2 separate regions of the Homo sapiens genome follow, and region 1 is linked to region 2. The links are chromatin loops, found by intact Hi-C in ENCODE. Cell type or tissue: heart right ventricle. All regions are shown on one strand. Each heading gives the region's core, and the rest is flanking DNA. Links, peaks and the distances in the headings are about the cores only. Region 1 overlaps LOC102723341 (a long non-coding RNA gene). Region 2 has its middle 11 kb from the start of TRE-CTC1-7.

Region 1 (4,396 bases), core at 241-4,240, 350 kb before region 2:
CCTAATAGCTACAAAAAAGTTTTAAAGTATCTAAATTACTCAGTACATAAAGACAAAGATTATTGTTGCTATGCAAAAAGTACATAGGCCTGAGTTCAAAGCTCTAGGAAAATTAAAAAAGAACCCACGCTGTGACTTACAATTTCAAATTGATTCGAAAATATAATTTGAAACTTTGGAACTTTGTCTTCCAGCCTATATTTGTTATTGTTTTAGATATTTGAGCTGAATTTGTCAATGGGGACACAACAACAGATTTAATCATTACAGTGTGGAGGAAGGTGTAGTGATATTCAAAGAACTTGAACCAGAAGTCAGAAGAAGTGGCTTTGAGACCCAGTACTGCTGCCCTTGTGACTTTGGAGAACTTACTCAACCTCTCTGAAACTCAGTCTTTCCTTCTTTAAAATGGAGTCTATAACAATTATCCATGGGTAGCAGAAAATCAATAACATAACAGAAATGAAACCAGCTGGTACACTGTATTTGCTCATTCAATGATAGTCTTTATGCTTTATCATGACATCATGTGAAATATAGGAAGATACAAATTACCTCCCTCAATAATTTATAATCCAGTAGAAAAAAACTATATGTGCACTCTAAGTGATATCTTACAGGAGTTTAGACAGAAGATTATCAGAAACAAGAAAAGTTGAGGAAGAGTGAATGTATAATGTGGAGGGTGATGTAGGCCTTGAAGACAAAAGGGTTTGCATTGTTAGAGTAGAGGAGGGAGCATCCTAGCCAAGTGAGTAAGTGTAGGGAAGGCAGAGGAGGTGCAGAGAGTTTAACAACATGTTTTTCCAGCACAAAAGCATGATTCTTCCTCAGAATCTTTAGCAAATAAATAAATAAGCAACAAAAATCATCTTTCCATTTACTTTGCATGTATCATGGCTCACCAAGTCATAATTCAGGGGGAACAAGCTAATTTTCTTAAAAGCTATCTTTTCCTTCCATCATTCAGAAGAAGTGGATTATCATAGAAAACACTCAGTACATTTCCTCTTTAAGTAAAGTGTGGGTGGGGAAATTTAGGTGGGCATCCTGTGCTATGGTTGCAGAGAAGTTTTATGAAGGCTACTTGAAACATGAGCATCCGGGAATACTTGAAACATAGGTATTATTTGGTCCAAACTTGCTGGTTTACAGCTTGAGAAAAATGGTACCCAGACACACTGAGTGACTTTTCCAAGGCCACAAGTCAGATACTTAGAGAGGTGAGGTGAAAAGCCAGGTCCTCAGGAAGACAGAATTCTAATCCGGAAATGGATTAATGTGTAGTCATTTGTTTATTCATTTATTCATTCAGACAGTCTCTCCTAAGGGCTTGTTATATGCTAGACACTATCCTGATTACAAGAGATTACATGTTATGAAAATAAAGACAACCCAAATGAGAACAAACAGAGGCTATTTATTCCATTTGTTATAGCTAGGAAGTCAGCCACTATCACATCTGGTAGATACTCAAAGGCAGGAAGAGGACTGGCAAATCTTTCTAGTGAAGAAGAAGCAAGGCTTCAGGTATGCTCTGATTAGAGGCTGTTGGCATGGGGGAGCCTCATGCTAGCATAAGGTGGGCTTTCTGGGAGTGGTGCATATATGTGATTGGTCTGGGGAGCATACCATTCTGTTCTGCTGACCACTCTAGGCCAGAGGTTATAGTTTGGCTTAGAGAAGTGATTGCTGCAGAGGTGGAAAGTCAGAGTTCTATTCTCATATGTGATCTGGCCATTGTCCATTTATATATTCAGTCCCCTTGGTGGGGCACAAGAGATGCTGTGCCTCCACTAATGGAACTTACAGTCTCACGGTTTAATCACACCTTGGAAAATGCTAGAAAGGAAAAGTTAGTGGTTGCAGAATGGAATCTGGAGTCTAGTCTGGAAGTTTCCTTGAACAACTGATTCCAAGCTATCCCTAAATATTAACCTGAAGTTATTCGTAGCAAAGAGTAAAAATATCATTACTAAAAGTATTTGTGAGGTTTTACAAATAGACCTGTCAATAGATTTTTACAAAAGAGGTATTAATCCCTTTTTCCACCTCTGATCAGAATCAACCAATCAAATGTTTTATACTATTTTTTTGTCTCTCACACCATAGCAACAAAATCAGAAGGGATCTCATTGTGAGGGCCTATTATGTCTTAAAACAAAACAAAAAAGAACATAAAGGGCAGCATTTAACATGAAAATAGTATCCTGACCCTCCTTGGACTAAATGTTGTTAATCAAGTTTAAATTTAGCTCCCACGAAGTCTCAAAAGAAAAGGAGACAGCCAGGTCCAGCGAGGAAAAACTTCCGAGTGCCTCTAAGGCAGGGAAAACAAGCCTCAAGTCAACAAAGGGCAGGCAGCCTGTAAAAACAAATGGTGCTGATGAGAAGGCTGGGGCCCCAGAAAGCTCATTAGCAATCAGATGCAGCCACGGAGCTGTCTCCTTCCAGTCTACCGGCCAATGACACCATAGAGCCTGTGACTCAGCGGCCCGACTGCCCGGCTGCACTCCTGAGACATCCCCGCCTGCTCAGGCGACTCCCAAGACCCTGAGAGACCTGGATACTGAAGGGGAGGAGGCAGGAAGCCAGGAAACACCACAGATGAAGTGAAGAAAAGCAAAGCTATTGTCCTTATCTACCCACTGATAACCAATAGTGAGGGATGGGGAGAGGCAGCTGCTAGGTGGGATTCTGGAGACAACATGACTTCAACTGAGGGGCAGAGCGTGGCGGCTGCACTTTTGTTTCCAGCTTTATGAATCCCAGTGCTGTTCCCAGTCTTTGGAAATTGAAGGACCTCTTAATATCACTCGTTTTGCGGCCTTTTACATGAATGAAAACAAATCTTATGATATGTTGCTTTTCAAAAACGGCTATTTTGAATCTGGTTGACACTTTCAGTGAATTCGCTTTTTCTTTTCATAACTGCAGCTGCATGCGTGGGAAAACAGTAGGCATATGTAGTTGGAAGATAGTAGCACAGCCCTTTCTCATCTCTGTCCCATCCCTGCAGGCTTCCAGGTGAGAAGTACGGGGCTTCACAATTGAGAATCAGAGTGAAAAGGAGAAACTGGCCTTTATTGATTATCGACTATTATCAGTCATTCTTGGATAAGAAAGGTATTGTTTGTTTTCTCTCTTATAAAATACAAAACAGTTAACTTGAGAAATTAAGATACCTGCCTTGGGTCATATTATTGGTAATTTTGAAACTTTCAAAAATCACAGCACTTTCCACCTTTCCAAATTCCTACTTAAATCAATTCAACTTCATTGGGGGTATATTAGGGACTGGCTGACTACCTCTCATGCATATTTGTGAGGGAGTCTTGCACTTTGCCCCTGGTGAGACTTTTGGTTCTTTATGTCCTAGATGCTATTGGTGGGATGCAGAAGTGATGACTGATTGAAAAGTGTTAAACAGACTAATCAAGTGATTCTTAGGCTAAGATGGCTCTAGGGCCTTAGATTCCTACATATGCAAAGTGAGACAACTCAATGTAAATAGCAAAATGAAACTTACACTTTACCAGTCAGAAACTACCAGCTAATTCTAACTAAAGATTTTCTACTTTAGCCAATCAAATATTTTCTTTGTCTTTCTTCTGAGGACATCTTACAACCGTTTTTACATTGCACCCTGTCAGTGAAACCCAAACCATTTGTGGTTTAATGCTGCCCAATTCATGAACTGCTGTCTGTTCAAGTTAACTCTTTAAAATTTTAATGTACCGAAGTTTATCTTTTAACAAAGGGGATAGGGCTTCTGGGAGATAAAAGATTCAGGATATTTATTTGAATGGTATAGATTATAGGACCTTTGACTAAAAAGGCACATTAAATGGTAAAACCCTAAAGGGTTTGACATATAACCTATAACATCAAAAATATCTTTTATAGAACAAAGAATGAAGAATCAACATTTGAGCCATTATCACAACCATTTTCTATCAGTTTCTGAGGACTATTCAGTCTTTTCACCCAGAACACTAGTTTTCAAATGTGTTCAAATTCCTTCAGACCCTTCAGGGATCCACCTGGAGAGCAATGGCCAATCCAAAAGCCCCAGTTGAGGACTGAGGCCCTACTTTCACCAAAGGTGCTTCATGTCATCTGTTTCACATGATGGACTATTTTGAAAGATTTAATTTGAAAGCCACTGTATGAAATAAATTTAGTGCTTGGCAGGTGATAGGTCCTTAATACATATTTATTGGCCAAGGGTAGATTACTTGAACCACAAATGCCTCTTCTGGACTAGTTATTTTTGATTCTTAGTTAAAATAACAAATGAAATAGTATTAAAAACATTAATATGTTTTTATAAAAGATGAAACCATGACACTATTAAGTTGGTTCAGGCTAGAAGAATAAGGATACCAGACTACCA
Region 2 (4,396 bases), core at 260-4,259:
AAGATGTGGGAGCTTCTTAAAATTCTTGGTGCTTATTCATCAGACCACTTATAAACAACTTGAACTCCATATTTATAATTCTAGTGAATTTATCTCTATTCAATATTTATAAGTCATTATAAAATATCTCAATTCTTCAAAAAGTATAATAAGTATAAAGACTAAAGGAACAGGTTTTGAAATCAGACAGACCTGATGCATCTTGAGATTTAATGGCTATGCAACTTTGGACAAATTACTGAACTTTGGACAAATTACTAAGCTTTGTTTTTATCATTAGTAAGATAGTTTTGTTTTGTTTTGAGACAGGGTCTTGCTCTGTCACCCAGGCTGGAATGCAGTGACACGATCACAGCTCACTGCAGTCCTGACCTCCCAGGCTCAAGCAATCATCCCTCCTTAGCCTCCCTAGCAGCTGGGACTATAGGTGTGGGCCACCATACCTGGCTAATTTTTTTTCTGAGGATTTTCTGAGGATTACATGAGATAATGTTCATAAGACCTGACACATAGTATATTATCAATAAATGATAGTGCAGCTTATTCAAATTTAGTTTATTAAAGATGTTTTAATATCCACATTAAGTCTCATTTGGTCTTTTTTTTTTTCTTATTCAGAGTCTTGCTCTGTAGCCCAGGCTGCAGTCCAATGGTGAGATCTCAGCTCACTGCAACCTCCACCTCCCAGGTTCAAGCAATTCTCCTGCCCCAGCCTCCTGAGTAGTGGGGATTACAGGCACCCACCATCATGCCTGGCTAATTGTTTGTATTTTTAGTAGAGACAGAGTTTTGCCATGTTGGCCAGGCTGGTCTTGAACTCCTGATCTCAGGTGATCAACCTGCCTCAGCCTCCCAAAGTGCTGGGATTACAGGAATGAGCCACCGCGCCTAGCCTCATTTGGTCTTATACACAATTTCTGCTTTCCCACTCAGACACTTTCATTCAAATATATACCAAGGTAGTCCCCCAATATCCATTCTCTTTACATTAAGTGAATAACATGTACATATTGATTTTTATGAATATATTCACAGATTTGCAGAATTTCAGAGTTAGAAGAACATAAACTAGACTATGCTTCATTTCTCAGATGAGAAAAATGGAGGCATAGCCACGTTAGATCATCTTTCCCACAGTGACATGATCCAGGTCTCCTAATTTCTAGTACTTGATTCTTTCTGAGGTGAAGTGACCACAAAGCAAACAACATTTTCTTTTATATCTTGTATATTCGAGGTGCCAGGGGTTTTTATTTTGTTGTGGATGAGCTAAATAGGTCTATCTGTTTGTTAGGATAGCACACTTTATGTTTCCTGTCTTCAAAAGCAATGGTTTTTAGTCTGATTCAAAATAAATACAATGGGGTCATGTTTCTTCAAAAGAAAAAAATATAGTGAGCATAGATGAGATTAAAATTGCATTACTGTTTTCAAGTGATGTCCCTCACTATCAAAAAGCAAATCACACAAAGGTGAACGGAGTTGGGCCACTAATACTCAGTGCAGGATCTTTCATATATACAGTACTCATAAAACTACTGAACCACCCGTGACTGGGCACGGGTTTTGAGCTGCTACTTCATCTTCCTTGCTGTGGCTCCTTAATGTTCTTAGTGTGAAGACAAAATCCTTCACCTCACTACGAGGCCATGCAAGATCCATCTACTGCCTACTTCCCAGGCCTCTCTTCACCTCTCTCTGATACCTCTGCCTTGCCATCCAGCCCTCCTGGCTTTCTTTCAGCCTCTGGTATTCTCCTCGCTCCCTCCTGCTACAAGGCCTTGCACATGTTCCTTCTGTGTGAATGTTCCTTTCTCTCCTTCTTACCTAGGCAACTCATCTTTATCTTTCAGATCTCAACAAATGGATCACTCCTCTGACATCTCCAACTGGTTCAAAACCTCACTGTAGAACTATATGAACCACCTATTTCTCCTTTCTTCCTCATAGGCTTTGTCAGTCACAATTTAAATTTGTGATTGTATGATTACTGTCTATCTTCACCACCACACTCAAAGCAAATGACAGTGACTATGTTTCTGCTTATCATTGAGTCTCCAGGACCTCTTGCCCTGCGTCTATCTGACACAGAAAAGAGGCTCAACAAATATTTTTGGACATTGGTTAAATGAATGAATACATGAATGCATGACTGATGGAATGAGGAAGGAATGAATGAACGTCATATGCTGAACCAGCATACTTGTTGCATTAAATTTATTTGAATGGCTTTCCCCAGTCTTTAATCTGATAGCACAATACATATACATATACAAGTAAAATAAAGCACAATTGATGACAAGAAGAAAGAAACTAAAGGGAAAAAATCCTCAACATTTCAAAAGTGGGATTACTTGATTAAAGAATCAGAATGAGACACATGAGACTAGGACGCCACCTTGTGGTTTATTTTCACATTTACCATTTTCGACCTGCTTTCAGAACAACTTCAGAAAGTTCAACCTGGAACTTTTGTACTTCAGAAAAAGCGAGTGTGTGTTGTTCAACCCCATGTGTCCATGTGTTCTCATCATTCAGCTCCCACTTATGAGAACATGTGGCAGCCCTCTCCCTCTCCCTCTCCCCATGGTCTCCCTCTCCCCACGGTCTCCCTCTCCCTCTCTTTCCACGGTCTCCCTCAAATGCCGAGCCGAAGCTGGACTGTACTGCTGCCATCTCGGCTCACTGCAATCTCCCTGCCTGATTCTCCCGCCTCAGCCTGCCAAGTGCCTGCGATTGCAGGCGCGCGCCGCCACGCCTGACTGGTTTTCGTATTTTTTTGGTGGAGACGGGGTTTTGCTGTGTTGGCCAGGCTGGTCTCCAGCTCCTAACCGCGAGTGATCTGCCAGCCTCGGCCTCCCGAGGTACCGGGATTGCAGACAGAGTCTCGTTCACTCAGTGCTCAATGTTGCCCAGGCTGGAGTGCAGTGGCGTGATCTCGGCTAGCTACAACCTCCACCTCCCAGCCGCCTGCCTTGGCCTCCCAAAGTGCCGAGATTGCAGTCTCTGCCCGGCCGCCACCCCGTCTGGGAAGTAAGGAGCGTCTGCCTGGCCGCCCATAGTCTGGGATGTGAGGAGCCCCTCTGCCCGGCTGCCCAGTCTGGGAAATGAGGAGCACCTCTTCCCGGCCGCCATCCCGTCTAGGAAGTGAGGAGCGTCTCTGCCCAGCCGCCCATCGTCTGAGATGTGGGGAGAGCCTCTGCCCCGCCGCCCCGTCTGGGATGTGAGGAGCGCCTCTGCCCGGCCACGACCCTGTCTGGGAGGTGAGGAGCGTCTCTGCCCGGCCGCCCCATCTGAGAAGTGAGGAGCCCCTCCGCCCGGCAGCCGCCCCGTCTGAGAAGTGAGGAGCCCCTCCGCCCGGCAGCCACCCCGTCTGGGAAGTGAGGAGCGTCTCCGCCCGGCAGCCGCCCCCTCCGGGAGGGAGGTGGGGGGCAGCCCCCGCCCGGCCAGCCGCCCCGTCCGGGAGGTGGGGGCGCCTCTGCCCGGCCGCCCCTGCTGGGAAGTGAGGAGCCCCTCTGCCCGGCCGCCACCCCGTCTGGGAGGTGTACCCAACGGCTCATTGAGAACGGGCCATGATGACGATGGCGGTTTTGTGGAATAGAAAGGGGGGAAATGTGGGGAAAAGATAGAGAAATCAGATTGTTGCTGTGTCTGTGTAGAAAGAAGTAGACATAGGAGACTCCATTTTGTTCTGTACTAAGAAAGATTCTTCTGCCTTGGGATGCTGTTGATCTATGACCTTGCCCCCAACCCTGTGCTCTCTGAAACATGTGCTGTGTCCACTCAGGGTTAAATGGATTAAGGGCGGTGCAAGATGTGCTTTGTTAAACAGATGCTTGAAGGCAGCATGCTCGTTAAGAGTCATCACCACTCCCTAATCTCAAGTACCCAGGGACACAAACACCGCGGAAGGCCGCAGGGTCCTCTGCCTAGGAAAACCAGAGACCTTTGTTCACATGTTTATCTGCTGACCTTCCCTCCACTATTGTCCTATGACCCTGCCAAATCCCCTTCTGCGAGAAACACCCAAGAATGATCAATAAAAAACAACAACAAAAAAAAAAAAAAAAAAGGAAAAGCACCATTATAAACTATGGCAATAGAGGGGAGTGGAATTTTGCTTAACTATCGCTTCCATGCCGTAATCCCAAAGAGTTGGCCCAAACATTACCTATCATTTATTTTTATTTTTCATTTTAATTCAATATTGAATTAATATAGAACAGCATTATATATATGCTATTCTCTCTATATAATATATAATATATAGAATAGCGTATTATAACATTATATATAATATATAACATAGCATTATATATGTTATGCTATTATATATATAATATATAAATATATAATATGTATTTATCAATTAAACCAAGAAGTAGACTTCTAGGAC

Evidence for each region. Hi-C counts contacts between places; a loop is a spot of excess contacts. Peaks named below come from ENCODE experiments on the same cell type or tissue, not always from the same donor. Only the 100,000 strongest peaks of a DNase experiment are listed, where the experiment ranks them.
Region 1: it touches region 2 in a loop (2.6-fold over the local background); 2 of 110 quality-filtered maps call a loop at or near these places.

What each region holds. Positions count from the first base shown.
Region 1 is chr6:125,419,570-125,423,965 of GRCh38, forward strand. All of the region lies in intron 1 of LOC102723341 (a long non-coding RNA gene), which reads right to left. Among named protein-coding and RNA genes, the nearest start is that of HDDC2, 120 kb to the left of the region's middle. In heart right ventricle, for the core only: no CTCF peak of the experiment used is centred there; a DNase peak (open chromatin) is centred at 2,522; H3K27ac peaks cover 907 bases.
Region 2 is chr6:125,767,601-125,771,996 of GRCh38, forward strand. No RefSeq gene overlaps it. Among named protein-coding and RNA genes, the nearest start is that of TRE-CTC1-7, 11 kb to the right of the region's middle. RefSeq lists an enhancer at 3,209-4,131. In heart right ventricle, for the core only: a CTCF peak has its summit at 2,406 (motif pointing left); no DNase peak of the experiment used is centred there.